2 separate regions of the Mus musculus genome follow, and region 2 is linked to region 1. A link is a contact called in ENCODE Hi-C or POLR2A ChIA-PET data. All regions are on one chromosome and are shown on one strand. The core of a region is the stretch at or near the end of the contact, and the rest is flanking DNA. Distances in the headings are between cores, read along the strand shown.

Region 1 (4,830 bases), core at 1,349-3,848:
ACAGTAGATATAATTTCTATTTTGGGGATAATGAGCCAATGTAAGGTAGATGATGCCCTCAGGACACTCTTCATGTAGGGCAGCTGCGGGAACAAAGTTTGTGTGACTCCAGAGTCTGCACAACCTTCAGGCAGGACAGTTATCAGAAGAAGCCAAGGACATAAGCCACTGGCTTAATGCTAAGAAGATGGGCTTTGGGACTCAGAGACTAGAAGAGAGTTAAAGCACCTGGAACCATTTAAAAGTTTTTTGACAAAGCATAAGTCAACCATGGCTTTCTTAGGTAAGGCCAGACCAGTTATATGAAAGCTTAGAAAATAAGCACTTAGCCGGGCGTAGTGGCGCACGCCTTTAATCTCAGCACTCGGGAGGTAGAGGCAGGCAGATTTCTGAGTTCGAGGCCAGCCTGGTCTACAGAGTGAGTTTCAGGACAGCCAGGACTATACAGAGAAACCCTGTTGGACCACCCCCCCCCCAAAAAAAAAAGAAAAGAAATAAAGAAAGAAAATGAGCACTTGTGAGCAGTACTGAGGGAAGAGCTATCCTAGTGGGGGAGTCTTAGCTTGCTGAAGCAGGAGACCTCTGAAACGTGTTAGAAATATCCCTACTAGGTACAGTGGTGCATGTCTTCAGTCCCACACTCTGGAGGCAGAGGCTCTGAGCTTAAATAAGCCTGTTTTACATAGTGAGTTCCAGGACAGACAAAGCTACATAGTGAGGCCCCATCTATAGATAGATAGACAGACAGACAGGAAGACAGACGAGAGAGGGGAAAGAAGGAAAGAGGGAGAGGGGGAGGGGGAGGGGAGGGAGAGTACTTCCTGTTAGGAGATGCTCCAGCTATCCAGATTATATTTGCTCACACACAACTGTGTTGCCATCTAGTGGTTGGGTTGATAATTCACTGTTTATTAAAAAGGGGGTTATGGACTAAACATAAAGATTTTTTTTTTTTTTGGACACCAAAAGTATAAGAAAGATTTCATTCTACTTTCAAGTTTTTCACCCCTGAGGTTGTGAGATGTGTGGAGAGCACATCCCTCAAGACTTATCACAATGAAATTCGAGCAAATTCCTGAGTGTTTTCACTTTCTGCACAGGTAGCCGTGAGCTTAGGTGTGCCCCTTGGGACGTGCTCATACTAGCTGTGGGGTAAGACTCCTCTTCCCCATTCTTGAAGTTCAAATTGCTTTTCGGGGAATATTTATCAAGGACCTGATTTTATTTCATGTTGGCTTCCTAGTCACTAAAATAATACAAATTACTATGTATTATCTTCAGACTTAAAGGACACCTCTCACCATTAGGTGTAGCTCCATCCTACCCATGAGAGGGCAGTAGAACACATGCATGTTAATTAACGTTCATCTTGGAATTCAAATCTTCATCCTGCTAAAGAATCTTCGTGGATGCAAACTTCAAAATGTAAATCTTAAAAACGCTGTTTTAGTCCCGAATTTCACCTTGTACAACTATCTGTGATACTTTCCAAACAGACTAGATTAAATGCCACTTGTGTTGGCTCAGGACTATGCTTGCACCCCAGAAGCAGGGGTAGGAGGATAAGAAGTTTGAAAAATAATAAAGAACACACATGTCTACATTTAAAGACATACACATTAGGTAAGGGATCAATGGAGTTTGCAATGTATTCCAAACCATATTTACATTTATTTCCTCACTGGAGTATTTTAAAGGAATTGTCAATACTTCTCCCTCAGGTAGAAAGTAATCCTTTTACTGTCCCCACCTCATGTCCCCACCTCATAGCTTCACAAGGGATTGGGACTTTTTTTTTTTTTTCCAAGTCTTGGTTGAGTTGGCTGGTGACAGTCATCCGCGATGTGTAATTAAACACCTCTCTGTGGCAGTCTTCTATTTTGGTACCTCTGTGTGAACAAGCCAGGGAAGTTTGGTTACCAGACACAAGGTCGGATGGAGTGGGTGGGGTGGAGTGGGGCGGGGCGCGGTGAGGTGGGGCAGTTAGATCGTGCTGGGAAATAGGTTCCACTCATCCCAGTCTCGCAGAGTGAAACTGGGCTATTCTTGCAGCAGGCACAGAGCCATGTGCATACCTGAGCAAGATCGTGTGGTAGGGAGAATTTAAGCGTGAGTCTCAAGTGGGTGTGGCAACCCAGTCGGCACCCGGACTAGGCACCAAAGGCATCCGGCTTGTGATTCCAAACCCGGGGCCAGGTGCGTTATTGGCATCTCTTTACTAGCTGGCATTCCCGATGAATGTTTGCTCCCTGAGCTGCTTTGGGGTTTTCTTAAAGAAGTTGCTGTTTGGCTCCTCTGGTTCTACTAGGCTCTGCCTTGCTGTAAAGGTCTGTCTCGTGTAGTCGCACAGACCGTAGATCCGGAGATAGAGCTTTGGCTCCAGGCCTGGGCAGGGGCTGCACCGTGGAACCAGCGCGGTGCAGCGCACACTGGTACCCCAGCGCTGGGGGCGGAGAGACCGCCTGGCGTGGGTTCCGAGCCTTGAGGAGAGCCCTGGAAGGACAGAGCCTTACTGGGTGAGCTCGGGGGCGTGCCCAGGCAAAAGAGGGCGTGTCTTAGCCTGGAGGGCGGGGACTGCGGAACCTGTGGGGGCGGGACGAAGATGTGGGCGCTGGATCCCAGAGGCCACCGACGCGAGTCTGGGATCCCTGCGCGAGGCGGCGTCGCGGCCCAGGCAGGTAGGCGACGGGATGCAGCGAGGGAGTGGGGCCATGGGGCCTCTGCCGCTCAGCTGTTGGCGTCGCCCCATGGCGTCCCGTGTGTTCGTGGTCAGCCGAGAGCTGGGTACCTCGGGCCAGGGGAAGGCGGGTGTCAGCCTGCGAGCCGCGGGCGCGGTCGGGGGTGCAGGGCCGGGGAGCCCAGGCGCTCGCCGCCGCGAGGAAACGCGCCTATCAGGCGGTCTTGAACTTGGACGTGCCCGGACGGAGCACTTCAGACAAGCGGTAAAGCGTGTGTTCGCGCGCTTTGCTTCGGAACTACGGGGCAGGCACGATAGAGGAAGTCGTCAAGTAGTTTTTTAAGATAAAATTCCTACAGTGGGACTGGAGTAGGACTGTGGAGTAACCAGGAGAGAAGATGATGATTAGATTGTGAGTCAAAAGGCTTCGCTCTGGAGCTCAGAGCCGCAAACAAACCGTCACACCTCCGTCAGGGTTAACTCTAAGAGGTGTGTGTCCCCGGAGTGCAAAACTGGGACGCTCATGGGTTCTCATGTTCTGAGAGGAATGACAGTGTTCTACAAATGTCAGGCATTGTTGTTTGATACACACACACATGCACCCCGGAGCATGTGTAGTTTGTAAAACTACTAAGTGCCTAGTACAGTAGGCACCCTGGTAAACCTTTATCCCAAAGCTACTACTGATTCGCCTGTATTGTTAGAGAAAGTTCTAACTTCTGTTTACTATGTAAATAAGTTATCTAAGCGTCATTTCCACATAATCACCATTGTTTGAAGAGCAGAGCTATTCTTAACTGAGTCATGACATTTTCTAAAATAGCATGCTATCTGTATACCGTAGTGCAATCATTTACCATGAAGCTTGTACCAATCAGAAAATCTGTTACTTTGCCTTAGATTAGCTGAAGGTATTTCATAAAGTGAGCTGAGAGTACTGCCTCAAAACAAGACTTTTATTTTGCAAATTCAGGGGCTGCTTATAAAAAGATCTGAGTTCTCTAAAACAAAGTTAATGTGTGGCTGTGGCATTTGTACAGTTTTTATTATAGACATTTGTGTTCTCTACTTGTGTGTGTGTGTGTGTGTGTGTGTGTGTGTGTGTGTGTGTGTGTATTTTAGGGAGAGATGGGAAATTTAAAAAGGAATAGCAGTCTGTAACCATGAGGTTTCTACTAGGGATACGTAAGAGTGATCTGGAGTATTTTCAAAGACAGAAACCAGCAACTGTAGTAATTGTGTCTCAAGGCCTCTTGTTAGTCTGTTAAATGTGGCAATTGACTTTTTTTAGATGCAGAAATATCAGTGTTTTTGATTGAGAACAGTAGGCAATTTCTTTCCTTTTCTTATTTAAAATTTAAAATTAGGGCATGTTTGTCACCAACGTGCAAAGAATCCTGGGTTCAATCCCAGTACTTCATAACTGGGTATGGTGGTGGTCCCATCCCACTCAGCATAAGAGAGGTGCAAGAAGGGACTCAGAAACTCCAGGTCACTCCTTACTATGTAATGAGTTTGAGGCCAGCCTGGGATAGTGTGACTCTGTAAAAAAGCAAAACAAAACAAAGTTAAAAATTCCTCATATTACAGGGCTTGCGAGATGCTTTGGGAAATGAGGGCACTTCTTGCCAAATCTGAAGACCTGAGTTCAATCCCCAGGCCATGTAGAAGGACTTAGCCAGCTATGTAGATTGTCCTCTGACCACAAAATGTGTCCCAACACATTGCCCCTTCCCCAAAGTAATAAATGTAATAAATTTATTTATTTATTATGTGTATATGTGTGGGCACCCAAGGTGCATGTATGGAGGACAGAGGGCCATTTGTAAAACTTAATTTCTCCTTCTCTTGCATGGTGCTGGGGATTGAACTTGGGCTCAGTGGCAAGCACCCCTACCCACTGAGCTAAGTCACTAGTCCTTCCTTTCTGTCCTTGTAGGATGAGACTAGGGTTCTGTGACTACTGCTATCAGTGAACCACATCCCTGCCTCCAACTGGAAATCATATTACTAGTAAAAGATTTGTAGTGATCCTTATGTGCTAGGCAAGGATTGTAGAGCATTGTGTACCACAGTGGAGTTTAGTGGAGTGCAAGAGGGAAAACTACGAGTAAATAATCCGATCCGGTGCTGCTTTAAGAGTTTTATTTGTG
Region 2 (4,421 bases), core at 598-3,097, 180 kb after region 1:
ATGCATTATAATATATTTATATAATATTAAAAATCTACTTATTATTTAAGCTAGTATATATTTTATTAATTGCAAAAGTTAGGGATGCCGGGCATGGTGGCGCACGCCTTTAATCCCAGCACTTGGGAAGCAGAGGCAGGCAGATTTCTGAGTTTGAGGCCAACCTGGTCTACAGAGTGAGTTCCAGGACAGCCAGGGCTACAGAGAAAACCTGTCTTGAAAAACCAAAGCCAAAAACAAAACCAAAACAACAACAACAGCAACAACAAAAAGTTAGGGATATGTCTGAAAGCACTTTGTAAATTGGAAATTTCTGCTTATGTACTGTTGTATTTATTACTGGAATACCAATGTCCTCCTCCGTGGTCCTGGAAATACAGAAAAGCTGGTAGATAATGATTAGATGCAGAAATCCTGTTCTCTTTGATACTTGTGGTTTTTGAACTTAGTGACAAAGCATATGGAAGTTAATGTGTTCTTTGCATACCTTTGCACACCTCAGTGACATACTTCCTCCTGATACTTTCAAGCCGTTCTGCTCCCAGGTGACCAACCATTTAAATAAATGAAACTATGGAGGCCATTCTTTGTTTTTGTTTTTTCTTTTGGTTATTTTGAGACAGGGTTTCTCTGTGTAGTCCTGGCTGTCCTGGAACTCACTTTGTAGACCAGGCTGGCCTCGAACTCAGAAATCCACCTGCCTCTGCCTCCTGAGTGCTGGGATTAAAGGCGTGGGCCACCAGGCCTGGCCACATGGAGGCCATTTTTATTCAAACGACCACAAGTGTTATCTCCTATTTTTCCTTTCCTTGTTGAAGCCATTCCTCTCACACTAATTCCAGGGTCTCTGTTTGCCTTAGGCCCTTTGTTTTTTGCCACCTGCTCCTGTCTGGAATACTCTTGTGCAAGCCAGGTTTCTTCACCTTATCAGCAGAGCCCTTGCTCAATCAGCACAAATCCTTTACACTCGCCTTATTTTTACTCCAAAGCATTTATCATTTCCCCCGACATACTCTCCATGTTCATCCTCTAAACTGTCAACTTCTTGAAGGCAGAGAGTTTCTTTGTTCTCCTGCAGGAACCCCAACGTTTCTATCTTAACACGAAAGTCAGAAGAGATTTTGAAGGAATTGATGAAAAACGCTTTTCTGTGAATTTAAAAACTCACCCAAATAAATTTCCTGTATAACTACGGTCTAGGACGGGCTTGTGAGACTCACATTAAAACAGCTGTTGCACTTACATCATTTCCCCTCCCCCATTTCTTTTTGGAGGCAAGGTCTCCCTATGAAGCCTGATGCTTAAGCTGGCCAGGAACTCAGCAGTCTCCCTGCAGGTGACTACAGGTGGGCACTATATCAAGTTACACTTGTTCTGGCAGCACTGGCTAAATGAAGGTCTGATGGCAGCCTGAGGCGGAGAGGCCCGATACCAACAAAACAAAACCCTTTCATAAAGCTTCTAAGATTGAGGTGGTGAGGACAGTCAGCTGGCCCACCCGGGGACGCCGAGTGAGATTCTCGGGATATAATATTGGTTAGAAACATGGTCTCCCAAACTGGCACATCAGCCGCAGGGACTTTTCAACATTCATCTGGTTTTCAACTTCCTGATTCTGTTTTGGGGTGTGGCCCTGGCATCTCTGTTTAGAAAAAAGCTCATTTGATTGGCTTTCAGGTATGTAGCAACGTTGGAGAATCACCTTAAGAAGCTAAAAATAGCTATTAGAAGACTTCTGTCTCACCGCAGGAGCCTATATCTGGAGACTTTTGGGGTGTGTGTGTACGTGGTGGGGGGAACTCTGCGCAGCCGCTCTCGGGTGTCACAGCCCTCTAGAGAACGCGGTCCAGCAACACCCAGCGAAGACCCAGGTGGTCCGCACCTCCTCGGTAGGAGGCCTCCGCGACCAAGCGCGCGACAGGTGAAGCTTCCGCGGTGGCGCGCCCGTCGCTGGGGATGGCGTCGCCGTGGAGACGCTCGCTCGGGGGCGAACGCAAGCCGGCCTCCTACTCCTGCATGTTTTCCCTCCCTTCTTCCCGCACCACCGCGGCTTCGGCGCTAGCAGCCACATCATAGAGACCCAGTTCCACCAGCTCCTACCGAGCTACACAACTCCAGCCGGGTGGCAACAGACCACACCGAGGCGCGGAGCTGCATCGCGGTCTGTCCCGCGAGCGCGCGCGGCCGGAGTTCCCGCCTCCCTCCGGAGGACGTCGGTGCGTACGTGCGCGTGCCCACCCCTCCCGCCCCGCGACGCGAGGGCGGGGGCGCCGCGTGCGCGCGCGCTCTCGTGCGTTCGCTCGCTCGCTCGCTCGCTACTTCGCTCGCTCTCGGCGGCCGCTCTTGCTGTGGCTGCGGCTGAGGCTGGGGGCGGCGGCGGCGGCGCGAGCGGCGGGCGGCGCGGGGCGGTCCGGCGGGTTCAAAGAGGAAAACATGGCGGAAAACAAAGGCGGCGGTGAGGCAGAGAGTGGCGGCGGGGGCAGCGGTAGCGCGCCGGTAACCGCCGGGGCCGCCGGGCCCACGGCGCAGGAGGCGGAGCCGCCTCTCGCCGCGGTGCTGGTGGAGGAGGAGGAGGAGGAAGGCGGCAGGGCTGGCGCGGAGGGCGGTGCGGCTGGGCCCGACGACGGGGGGGTGGCCGCGGCCTCCTCAAGCTCGGCCCCGGCCGCCTCGGTCCCCGCGGCCTCAGTGGGCTCCGCGGTCCCCGGAGGCGCGGCATCGACGCCGGCTCCAGCTGCTGCCCCAGCCCCGGCCCCGGCCCCGGCCCCGGCCCCGGCCCCCGCTCCCGCCCCGGCTCCTGGTTCCTCGTCGGGGCCACCTCTCGGACCACCAGCCTCGCTTCTGGACACCTGCGCGGTGTGTCAGCAGAGCTTGCAGAGCCGGCGCGAGGCGGAGCCCAAGCTGCTCCCCTGCCTGCACTCCTTCTGCCTGCGCTGTCTGCCGGAGCCGGAGCGCCAGCTCAGCGTGCCCATCCCTGGGGGCAGCAACGGTGACGTCCAGCAAGGTGAGCAGCAGGCCGCACCCGGGAGAATCTGGTGTGGCGGCTTGGGGTGCCGAGGGTGCTCGGACGGTGCAGTGCAGAGAGGTCTCCGAGACGAAAGCTACGGCCCCGGGGACGGTTACCAGAGAAGCTGCACCGCCGGAGATATGGGGAGAGAGAAGGGAGGGGTGCCGGCTGCGAGGGGCTGGGGGAGGGGATGCTGAGAGGGAGGTTTGAGGCGCTTCTGCAGAGGGTGGACTAAAGAGACAGAAAAGGGGTGTACCGAACCCTCCGTGAGAAGTGAGTTGGGGTGGGAAGGCCTGGTCCGACAGTGTTGATAGCTAGGGGTTGGAATGGATTGCTTATTGGCCTGTTCGGTTAAGAGAAAGAGCTACCGATTAAATGGTAATAAAAGACATTGGAGTCCTTGGGTTAGAAGAAGGCACTAGGGTGACATTGCGATGAGGAGCTTGGTAAGTGATATTAGTTGTGAGGGGCCTGCGTGGTTAAGGGGAAATCCTGGGATTTGAGGATGAAGAGAGGAACTTGGAAGGGAAGAGTGTCAGGGAGAGTTGGGCTTATGTTATTTCATTTGTTATGCATTAATAGCTCAAGTATTCAGGGCACTGTGCTAGAACTGAATAAAATGCTCAGTGAGGACTCCTTCAGTCCAGTAGTGGAACCCTGTGTCACCTGAAGCAGTAGAGGTGTGGGTATCATGGTTGTGGCATTAGAAGGAAGGCCTGGCTGGAAAGCTTGAGTGACCACTTCGCGGGGGCGGACAGTATTCCCAGCACAGGACACTTTCTACAACTCTAACTAAAGGATGGTATGTAAGATGACTGGAAGTTAGATTGGATTAATTGGCTACATAGTTAAGGAAGTCCATCCTTCCAGTTTCTGGAAACTGTGTTTGGATTTGAGATGCCATATTGGATTTTTCTGTTTCCTAGAAAGATCTCTTGTGTAGTACTCTAGCAGGGTACTACATGCCCATTATGAAAGTGTTTCTATATAGAAATTAAATAAATATACTATGGGTAGATAACATCCTACAACTAATAGGCGTTCTGATGAGCTTGCTAAAAGGTTTATATTTCAAAGCTTTTTTATTTTTTAAAGATTTATTTATTTATTATATGTAAGTACACTGTAGCTGTCTTCAGACACTCCAGAAGAGGGGGTCAGATCTTGTTACAGATGGTTGTGAGCCACCATGTGGTTGCTGGGATTTGAACTCTGGACCTTCAGAAGAGCAGTCGGGTGCTCTTACCCACTGAGCCATCTCACCAGCCCTATTTCAAAGCTTTTGAATTAATTTTGGAACTTCAGGGAAGGGATTGTGGACTGTCCTAAAGGGTTGTTTGGTATTTATCCTGTAGACCAGAGGACCTTCCTGAAGGGTCTCTTTTATCCTAGGCTATAGGGTGACCTTGAACTTTTA

Evidence for each region. A loop is a pair of places that touch in the nucleus more often than their neighbours do. ChIA-PET counts read pairs that join two places held with the same protein, here RNA polymerase II (POLR2A).
Region 2: a loop to region 1 is called in a map of heart, with 2.0 times the contacts of the local background. The contact joins the promoter of Trim33 here to the promoter of Dennd2c in region 1. A Hi-C loop is called at or near these places in 1 of 37 maps with a recorded cell type or tissue (heart). POLR2A ChIA-PET finds 5 or more read pairs at or near these places in 2 of 5 experiments (Patski and embryonic stem cell).

What each region holds. Positions count from the first base shown.
Region 1 is chr3:103,100,061-103,104,890 of GRCm38, forward strand. Dennd2c (DENN/MADD domain containing 2C) reads left to right here and starts at 2,599. Exons shown (of 19, transcript NM_001384113.1): 1 at 2,599-2,678.
Region 2 is chr3:103,277,446-103,281,866 of GRCm38, forward strand. It overlaps Trim33 (tripartite motif-containing 33), which reads left to right and starts at 1,848. Exons shown (of 20, transcript NM_053170.3): 1 at 1,848-3,001. The coding sequence starts at 2,434.